Regions from separate parts of the Homo sapiens genome. Here region 1 is linked to region 2. Evidence: read pairs that join two places in POLR2A ChIA-PET (ENCODE). Cell type or tissue: GM12878. All regions are shown on one strand. Each heading gives the region's core, and the rest is flanking DNA. Links, peaks and the distances in the headings are about the cores only. Region 1 overlaps GON4L (gon-4 like). Region 2 holds the start of DPM3 (dolichyl-phosphate mannosyltransferase subunit 3, regulatory).

The links. Peaks named below come from ENCODE experiments on the same cell type or tissue, not always from the same donor. Only the 100,000 strongest peaks of a DNase experiment are listed, where the experiment ranks them.
Region 1: POLR2A ChIA-PET joins it to region 2 with 7 read pairs; 2 of 35 experiments call an interaction of 5 or more read pairs at or near these places.

Annotation. Positions count from the first base shown.
Region 1 is chr1:155,840,400-155,844,785 of GRCh38, forward strand. The region is part of intron 2 of GON4L (gon-4 like); the gene reads right to left. Among named protein-coding and RNA genes, the nearest start is that of GON4L, 15 kb to the right of the region's middle. In GM12878, for the core only: no CTCF peak of the experiment used is centred there; no DNase peak of the experiment used is centred there.
Region 2 is chr1:155,138,854-155,143,200 of GRCh38, forward strand. DPM3 (dolichyl-phosphate mannosyltransferase subunit 3, regulatory) reads right to left here and starts at 1,678. Exons shown (of 2, transcript NM_153741.2): 1 at 1,638-1,678; 2 at 1,038-1,392. The coding sequence starts at 1,387. The coding sequence ends at 1,109. RefSeq lists enhancers at 1,618-1,747, 1,918-1,977. In GM12878, for the core only: no CTCF peak of the experiment used is centred there; a DNase peak (open chromatin) is centred at 1,740; H3K4me3 peaks cover 1,789 bases; H3K27ac peaks cover 972 bases.

The DNA.
Region 1 (4,386 bases), core at 163-4,162, 700 kb after region 2:
TTTTTAACATCTTTTACAAATGCCCCCAGAATCGAATCCTAGCTTGATTGTCTGGCTTGTTGCTGGGCTTTATCAAAGCTATAAAAACTAATCACTGCAAGGTTGTGATATATTTTTACAGCCTCCTGACAGGTTGTGGACTCCAGCATTACCACTGCCAGCCCTTTAAAAAGTTCCTTATCGGGTGCTATTAACTAATCAATGTGCTTTTGAGTTACAGGGCTTTGACTCCTGGGTACAGACAGCTCATCTAGAGAAGGCACCAACTCTTGCCAGGATCTAACACCAAACTCAAGTTAACCAAAGCCTTGTCTTTAGACCTGGGCAAAAGGGGCAAAGTAAACTGCTTTAGGACGGGCGCAGTTGATCACGCCTGTAATCCCAGCACTCTGGGAGGCTGAGGTGGGTGGATCACCTGAGGTCGGGAGTTCAAGATCAGCCTGACCAACATGGAGAAACCCCGTCCCTATCAAAAATACACAAAAATTAGCTGGGCGTGGTAGTACATGCCTGTAATCCCAGCTACTCGGGAGGCTGAGGCAGGGGAATCGCTTGAACCCGGGAGGCGGAGGTTGCGGTGAGCCAAGATCATGCCATGGCACTCCGGCCTGGGCAACAAGAGTGAAACTCAGTCTCAAAAAAAAAGTAAACTGCTTTAATGAGACACAGGGACAAGCTTGTATTCATTTAATAATTTTGCCTCTATATGAATTAATATAACTTATTCTATGCCTTGATACTAAATAATTTAAATGTTTAGGTACCTGTAAGATTCCTTTCCTGTCATTCTCAAAACTAGGGCAGGGCTTATGACTTTTTTGTTTGAAACATTGCTAATTCTTTATGTGTTGTTTTATCTACAGAATTTAAAACTATTCAATTCCTCCAGGCCCAAGGACTACTGAAGAGGTGGGCATGAGAGATTATAGGGGCTGGGTTTTGAGGGATATAATTAATTCAGACCTTCCAAATCAAGGACAGGCACACAGATACCTAAATAGCTGAACAAAATGTTTGTGTTTTGTAAACCTAATTGCTGCAAGCCAAGATTACAATAGCTCAATGCACAGAATTTATAGATAAGTCAGTTTTATAACCTTATTTTTTGGCTTCTGGTTTTGGCTCTTATATTGCTTAAAAGGGGTTTTAAGAGATAATAATGAGTGCCTGCCTACCTCCACTTCCATCTGGCCTACAATGTTTAATTGGCTATAAGTCACTTGAATCTAAGTCCCTTGGCCATCAGCGTCCCACCAAGGGACATGAGGGACCTGGGGCAGGTAGCACACCACCTCAGCATTGGTATGGAACAAAATAAAAGCTTGGCCAGCAATATTGCCTCTGGCAGCTGGATGCAGTGGCTCACACCTGTAATCCCAGCACTTTGGGAAGCCAAGGCAGACAGATCACCTGAGGTTAGGAGTTGGAGACTAACCTGTCCAACATGGTGAAACCCCATCTCTACTAAAAATACAAAAAGTAGCTGGGCGTGGTGGCGAACGCCTGTAATCTCAACTACCTGGGAGCCTGAGGCAGGAGAATCACTTGAACCTGGAAGGCGGCTGTTGCAGTGAGCTGAGATCGTGCCACTGCACTACAGCCTGAGTGACAGAGCAAGACTCCGTCTCAAAAAAAAAAAGAAACTTGAAAAACTAATTCAGGCCATGACAAGAAACAAGGGGTTGGACAAGCCTCACTATACCTTCCCCCCGCTCCCCTTTGGAACTTAAGAGACCAGGTTCAAAAGGCACTCTAAGAATATGAAAATAAAGTATTGCCCTTTCCCACAAAGGAAAAGATTGTTCCCTGTTTAACCAGGACACCTAGTCCTATTAAAAACTTGGGGCAGGGGTGGTGGCTCACGCCTGTAATCCCAGCACTTTGGGAGGCCAAGGCGAGTGGATTACGAGATCAGGAGATGGAGACCTTACTGGCTAACATGGTGAAACCTCGTCTCTACTAAAAATACAAAAAATTAGCCGGGCATGGTGGCAGGCACCTGTAGTCCCAGCTACTCAGGAGGCTGAGGCAGGAGAATGGTGTGAACCCGGGAGGTGGAGGTTGCAGTGAGCCGAGATCGTGCCACTGCACTCCAGCCTGGGCGACAGAGCGAGACTCCATCTCAAAAAAAAAAAAAAAAAAAAAAAACTTGGAAAGGGCCGGGCCAGTGGCTCATACCCATAATCCCAGCACTTTGGGAGGCCGAGGTGGGTGGATCACGAGGTCAGGGAATCAAGACCATCCTGGCCAACATGGTGAAACCCTGTGTCTAGTAAAATACAAAAAATTTAGCTGGGCATAGTGGCACATGCCTGTAGTCCCAGCTACTCAGAAGGCTGAGGCAGGGGAATCACTTGAACCCGGGAGGCGGAGGTTGCAGTGAGCCAAGATAGCACCACTGCACTCCAGCCTAGGCAACAGAGCAAGACTTCATCTCAAAAAAAAAAAACTTGGAAAGAAGGATTCCTTGAAGATCAATTATAATATAACCAATATGGAAGGGCACCCACTCCCCATTAGGTATTGTTAAGCACTCCCACTGCTGTTAAACTTCGGGGAATCACTAGCTAGGTACACCTGTCCCGGATTAAACAAACCTGTTTTTGGTGAATCCCTACAGGCACAAGAGGAGGACACCATGACCTACACCTGCAAACCTCTGGAAGACTTAAAGTTGCTATTTCACAAGACAGATAAGTAGCAACCACCTCCTCCTGAGAAACACCTTACTTGTCCTTATTGAGTATAGGGACCACCCTAAAGCCCAGTGTGATACTCAGTTGTCCCTGTTCTTCTTGCTCCCTGCTCCTAATCAATCTAACTCGCTGTGGAATGGGAACAAAACTCCATAGTAAACATTTCTAGAATTATAGCATCAGGAAATAGCCTGCATGATTGCAGAATCTGTCATCAGCACCCTCAGGATAGAGAGCATCACCTTCTGGTGCACCCTGCAAACCTCACAGCCATCTCCCCAAACCTCCTAATTGGCCATAGTGTTCCTTTGGTACCTAGGCCCCTACTTATAAAACAGCTCTCTCCCACACTTAACAGATTGACCTGACTCCTCTCCAACCACCCTCCTACCCCCTACTATTACCTGGACCTAGGATGTTGGGTATCTACAGCTCCAGTGTACTAATGATACTATCTTTTGCACAAATTGTTGTGACAATGACACAGAGACAGAAATTCCCCACGATGCTCTGACCCAACCCTAGTAGCCAAATTCCCAAGGCCATGGGAGGGCAAACGGGATCCCACTGGTAAACAAGGAGACTATACATGGTGCCTCCTCCAGGACCAATACATGCAAGGGAGAAACGACTGCTTAATTTGGGAAGATGGAGGTACCACCCTCTGGTGGAAAACGAGGGCTACTCAATCACCCCCATTGGAACCTGGAAAAGGTATCTCTATAGACCCAGTTTGGCAATAAAAAATGGACGGCATAACTTGCAAGGATTCAATTTGTGACCCATCTGGGCTCACCTTTAGGGGAAGAAATCCTACCCCATACCCACTCCCAACCCTGTAGGGAACCATTTATTCTTCTAGGAATAGCTTTCCATTTTGCTTATCAAAAACTTGAAACACCAGTGAATGTATTTTGGCCACCATTATCCCTTCAGGGGGTATCCATTCATAACCCCATAAAATCTAGAAAAACAAGAAGTAAAAGAGCAATAGGATTAATTTTTACAGGAATTGGGGCAGCAATAGGGGTGGTGGCCCCTTGGCAGGGGCTTTGCATACCACAAGTCAATGCTAAGAAACATAACTCAGGCCCTAGAATCTCTGGCCACCAACACTAGTCAGACATTAAGAAAAATTCAGGAATCTCTGGACTCTTTGGCAATTGTAGCCCTGACAACAGACTAGTCTTGGATTGTTTACTGACTGAAAAAGGTAGAGTCTGCACTGTTATCAATAAGACCGACTGCACATATATTAACAACTCTGGACAGGCTGAGGTTAACATTCAAAAGTTCTAAGAGCAAGCCACCTGGTTACATATATATAACCAGGGAACTGACCCCAACTATATCTGGTTGACCATAAAAAACACCCTCCTGGCCAGGCAGAGTGGCTCACGCCTGTAATACCAGTACTTTGGGAGGCTAAAGTGGGAGGATCACTTGAGCTCAGGAGTCAAGACCAGCCCGGGCAACATAGTGAGACTGTGTCTCTATAAAAACATTTAAAAATCAGCTGGGTGTTGCTGGCAAACACATGTGGTCCCAGCTACTCAGGAGGCTAAGGCAGGAGGATCACTTGAGCCTGGGAGGTTAAAGCTGCAGTGGGCCATGATCACACCACTGCACTCCAGCCTGGGTGACAGAGCGAGATCCTGTCTCAAAAAACCCAAAAAATAACAACAACAAA
Region 2 (4,347 bases), core at 1-4,000:
CACGATGGTTCATTCTCTACTCATAATTCTAAACCTGCCTGGTTTGGTGAAGGATAGATCCACAGTTATTCTCAGGTTGGTAGGGTAGGCTCAGAAAAGGTATCTCAAAGAACCAAAAGGTTGGAAAGACCCAGGAAGGCCTTAAAAATAACAAAACTTGGATGTTATGAAGAATGGAACTTAGGCTTCAAGAAAGTACTTCTGGCCGGGTAAGGTGGCTTATGTCTGTAATCACAGCACTTTGGGAGGCCCAGGCAGGAGGATCACTTGAGCCCAGGAGTTTGAGAACAGCCTGAGCAACACAGCGAGACCCTGTCACTACAAAAAATTAAACATTAGCCTGGTGGCGTGGTGGCATATGCCTGTAGTCCCAGCTACTCTGGAGGCTGAGGTGGGAGAACTGTTTGAGCCTGGGAGGGTGAGGCTGCAGTGAGCCATGATTGCACCACTGCACTCCAGCCTGGGCAACAGAGTGAGACCCTGTCTCAAAAAAAAAAAAAAAAAGAAGTAGTACGCCGGGCGCGGTGACTCACACCTGTAATCCCAGCACTTTGGGAGGCCGAGGCGGGCGGATTACGAGGTCAGGAGATCAGACCATCCTGGCCAACACGGTGAAACCCCGACTCTACTAAAAATACAAAAAATTAGCCAGGCGTGGTGGCAGGCGCCTGTAGTCCCAGCTACTCAGGAGGCTGAGGCAGGAGAATGGCGTGAACCCGGGAGGCGGAGCTTGCAGTGAGCCGAGATCACGCCACTGCACTCCAGCCTGGACGACAGAGCAAGGCTCCGTCTCAAAAAAAAAAAAAAAGAAGTACTTCCTACAGGGTTGAAAGGACCAGGAAAGTGAAATGTCATTTCCATCCTGAGAAATATTGAGAAGGGGTCTTTGCCTCCTTGGGAGCAAAAATGGGAACACCAGCAAGATGCAAAGATAAAGGCTGAGATGGCCTCAAGAAGGTGGTTCTTTCACATTCACTTCTCGACCGTTAGTACATAGAATCCCCAATACCCGTTTTCCATACTCAAACTAAACGAAGTTAGAAAATAAACTGGCTCTTTAATGGGAAATGGGAGGAAGGGCTGTCCGCACAGGAATGGGGTTAGGCTGTCAGAAGCGCAGCCCCCTGCGGGCTAAGTCGGCTCGGGCCTCCTGTATCTGGCTCTGCAGCTCGCGTGCGGCGTCCTCGCAGTCATGAAAAGTGGCCACACGATAGCCCACAGTGCCCAGGGCATAGCAGCCGGCGGACACCAGCAAGTAGGCGGGCAGTGGCCACAGGACTTCCTGGCAGGACAAGGGCAGCTCCAGGCCCAAGGCTCCCGTGGTCAGGGCCACCCAGGTGGAGCCCAGGATCGCTAGTCCCCAAAGCCACTGCGCTAATTTCGTCATGGTCACTGCGAGAGAAGGAAGCAATGCTCCCCTGAGGAGCAGAAAGGAAAAGCGGACCAAACTCAACCGAAGCCCGCCCACGGAGAGCATTAAAACCAGCCCTGGCCAGAGGGGAATCGCCGATCCCAGAGGTCCGAACTTGAGTGCCCACAAAAGGTGGAAGGGCCCCTTCCACCTTGCTACCCCCTCTATATTTGAGACCCACTCCCCATCTCTCGCCCTCCCCATTCAGCCTTCAACCTACACTTACCTCTACCCCACGTCTCCCCTTCCCCGCGCGGCCCGGATGTTGGCGTCCGGAAGTCCTCCCTGGTTCACGTTCCGCTTCCGCGCGGCCTTCTGGGAGTTGTAGTTCACATGGCGGCGCCTGGTGTACTCCTGGCCAGCGCCTCAATCTAGGCGGGGGTACAGTGGGCTGTGCTCCGCAAACGGGGAGCAGGCCGGGTCTGGAGAGGCCTCGGCGCTGCTTTCCCACCTTGGGCTACGCTCCAGGCTGGCGTGGGGCTTGAGGACATCCTTAAATGTTGCAACAAGATGGGAATATAATACCATTCCCCTTAAACTCAATTCTCCAGCGCTGAAATCCATTCCTTCATTCACTAGTTCATTCATTCGAAGATTTCTTTCTTTCCATTCTTGACAGGGTCTCTCTATAGTGCCTAGGCGGGACAGAACTCCTTTTTTTTTTTTTTTTTTTTTTTTTTTTTTTTGAGACAAAGTCTCGCTCTGTTGCCCATGCTGGAGTACAGTGGCTCGATCTCAGCTCACTGCAACCTCTGTCTCCCGAGCAGCTGGGATTACAGGCGCGCGCCACCACGCCGGGCTAATTTTTTTATTTTTAGCAGAGAACGGGGATTTCACTATGTTGGCCAGGCTGGTCTCAAACTCCTGACCTCAAGTGACTGGCCCACCTCAGCCTTCCAAAGTGCTAGGATTACAGGCATGAGCCACAGCGCCCGGCCAGAACATTTCTTGATTACCATGATAGACTTTGGAGATACAGAGATGTCAAGAGACTCGACCCCTTTCAGGTGGAGGGGGAAAGCAGGAGTCAGTGAAGCAGTTGCATTGACAACTAACCATGAAGGCTTGAGATTATTGTTAGAACAGAGGTAGTCATATTTTTACAAGGACAACAACCAATATAACTTGGAGCCAGAGGAAGAAGGGCTCCAGGAGTCTGGGTTTCAAAAAAAAAGAAAAGAAAAGAAAGACCAGAAGAATTACCTGAAGTGGTGAAGGCATTGAAAGAAAGAGTATAATTCTTTAGAACAGTTTTGGGGATGAATTTATTATGTATAGAGAGAAAGAGAGAGAGAGAACAAAGTAAGAGAAAAGGTTAGGCAATTATCAACTTCAGAGGAAACAAAGAGTTATATAAGAAAGGAAAGACAATTGATAAGCCTGTCTTATAAAGACCACATCTGTAGTTTGACAGTTAGGTTTATTAACTTGCCACAACAGAGAGATCACACACTAGAAGAACTGTGGGGCAACTCATTAAAAAGGAAGAAATATGGTCATTCAGATGATATGGTTTGGCTGTGTCCCCACCCAAATTTCAAGTTGATGTGTATCTCCCAGAATTCCCACGTGCGAGGGACCTAAGGGGAGGTAATTGAATCACGGGGGCCAGACTTTCCCGTGCTATTTTCATGATAGTGAATAAGTCTCACAAGATCTGATGAGTTCATCAGGGGTTTCTGCTTTTGCTTCTTCCTCATTTTTCTCTTGCCACCGCCATGTAAGAAGTGCCTTTGTCTCCCGCCATGATTCTGAGGCCTCCCCAGCAATGTGGAACTGTAAGTCCAATTAAACCTCTTTTTGTTTGCAGTTTCGGGTATGTCTTTATCAGTAATGTGAAAATGAACTAATACAACAGGATATGGGAAAGGCTTGACTTTAAAATTTATATTTTAAAATTTATTTACTTATTTATTTAGAGTTGAAGTCTCGGTATGTTGCCCAGGCGAAGCTCAAACTTCTGGGCTCAAGTGATCCTCCTGCCTCAGCCTCCCAAGTGGCTGATACTATAGGCTAGCTAAAATTTAAATGAAACAGTGTTTTGATCGGTTCGAGGTAAGCATAACTTTAAGTGAAGGGATCAAGAAGTCCAAGCTGAGGGACCACTTGGAAATTACAAAGTCAAGATAAATATAGAATATAGTGTCCAAAAACCCACTATCTAGGCTGGGCACAGTGGCTCGTGCCTGTAATCCCAACACTTTGGGAGGCCAAAGTAATCCACGTGGCTCAGAACTTCTGGCAAGAGTAGGATGTTCCATTCGCACTGACTGATTTCAAATAGCAAAGTTTGTGACTATGATTTTAGAAAATGAAGTTTCTCAGCCGTATGTCCTGGATGTTAATTAACAAAAGCAGTTTTTACAGATTCACAGTCTTAGCACAAACACAAATGGCTCAGCTGTGAAGAAAATTTTCACAGCCGTAACGATGTAAACACTAAGTATTGATTTAACTAAAAATTGGAGCTGGGGACAGTGGAGCTGTGATCCCAGAACTTTGGGAGGCCTAGGTGGGAGTGTTGCTTGAAGAAATGTACAGATAAGTACCAGAAGAAGCAGCCTAGAAACTGGAGCGTAGTTGTATATGTAGGTTGTATATGTAAGGGTTAAAGAAGAGGAGCAGGGGATGGTTATTTTTCATTAAAAGCCTTGTAGAGTTACAGCTCTTTTTTTTTCTATTCTTTTTCTTTTTTTCAGACAAGGTCTTGCTCTGTTGCCCAGGGTGGAGAGCAGCGGTGCAAACATGGCTTACTGCAGCCTCGACCTCCTGGACTCAAGCTATCCTCCCACCTCAGACTCTGGAGTAGCAGGGACTACAGAAGTGGGCCACCACCACCACGCCCATCTAGTGTGTGTGTGTGTGTGTGTGTGTGTGTGTGTGTGTGTGTGTGTGTAGACGGGGTCTCCCTATGTTGCCCAGGCTGGTCTCAAAAT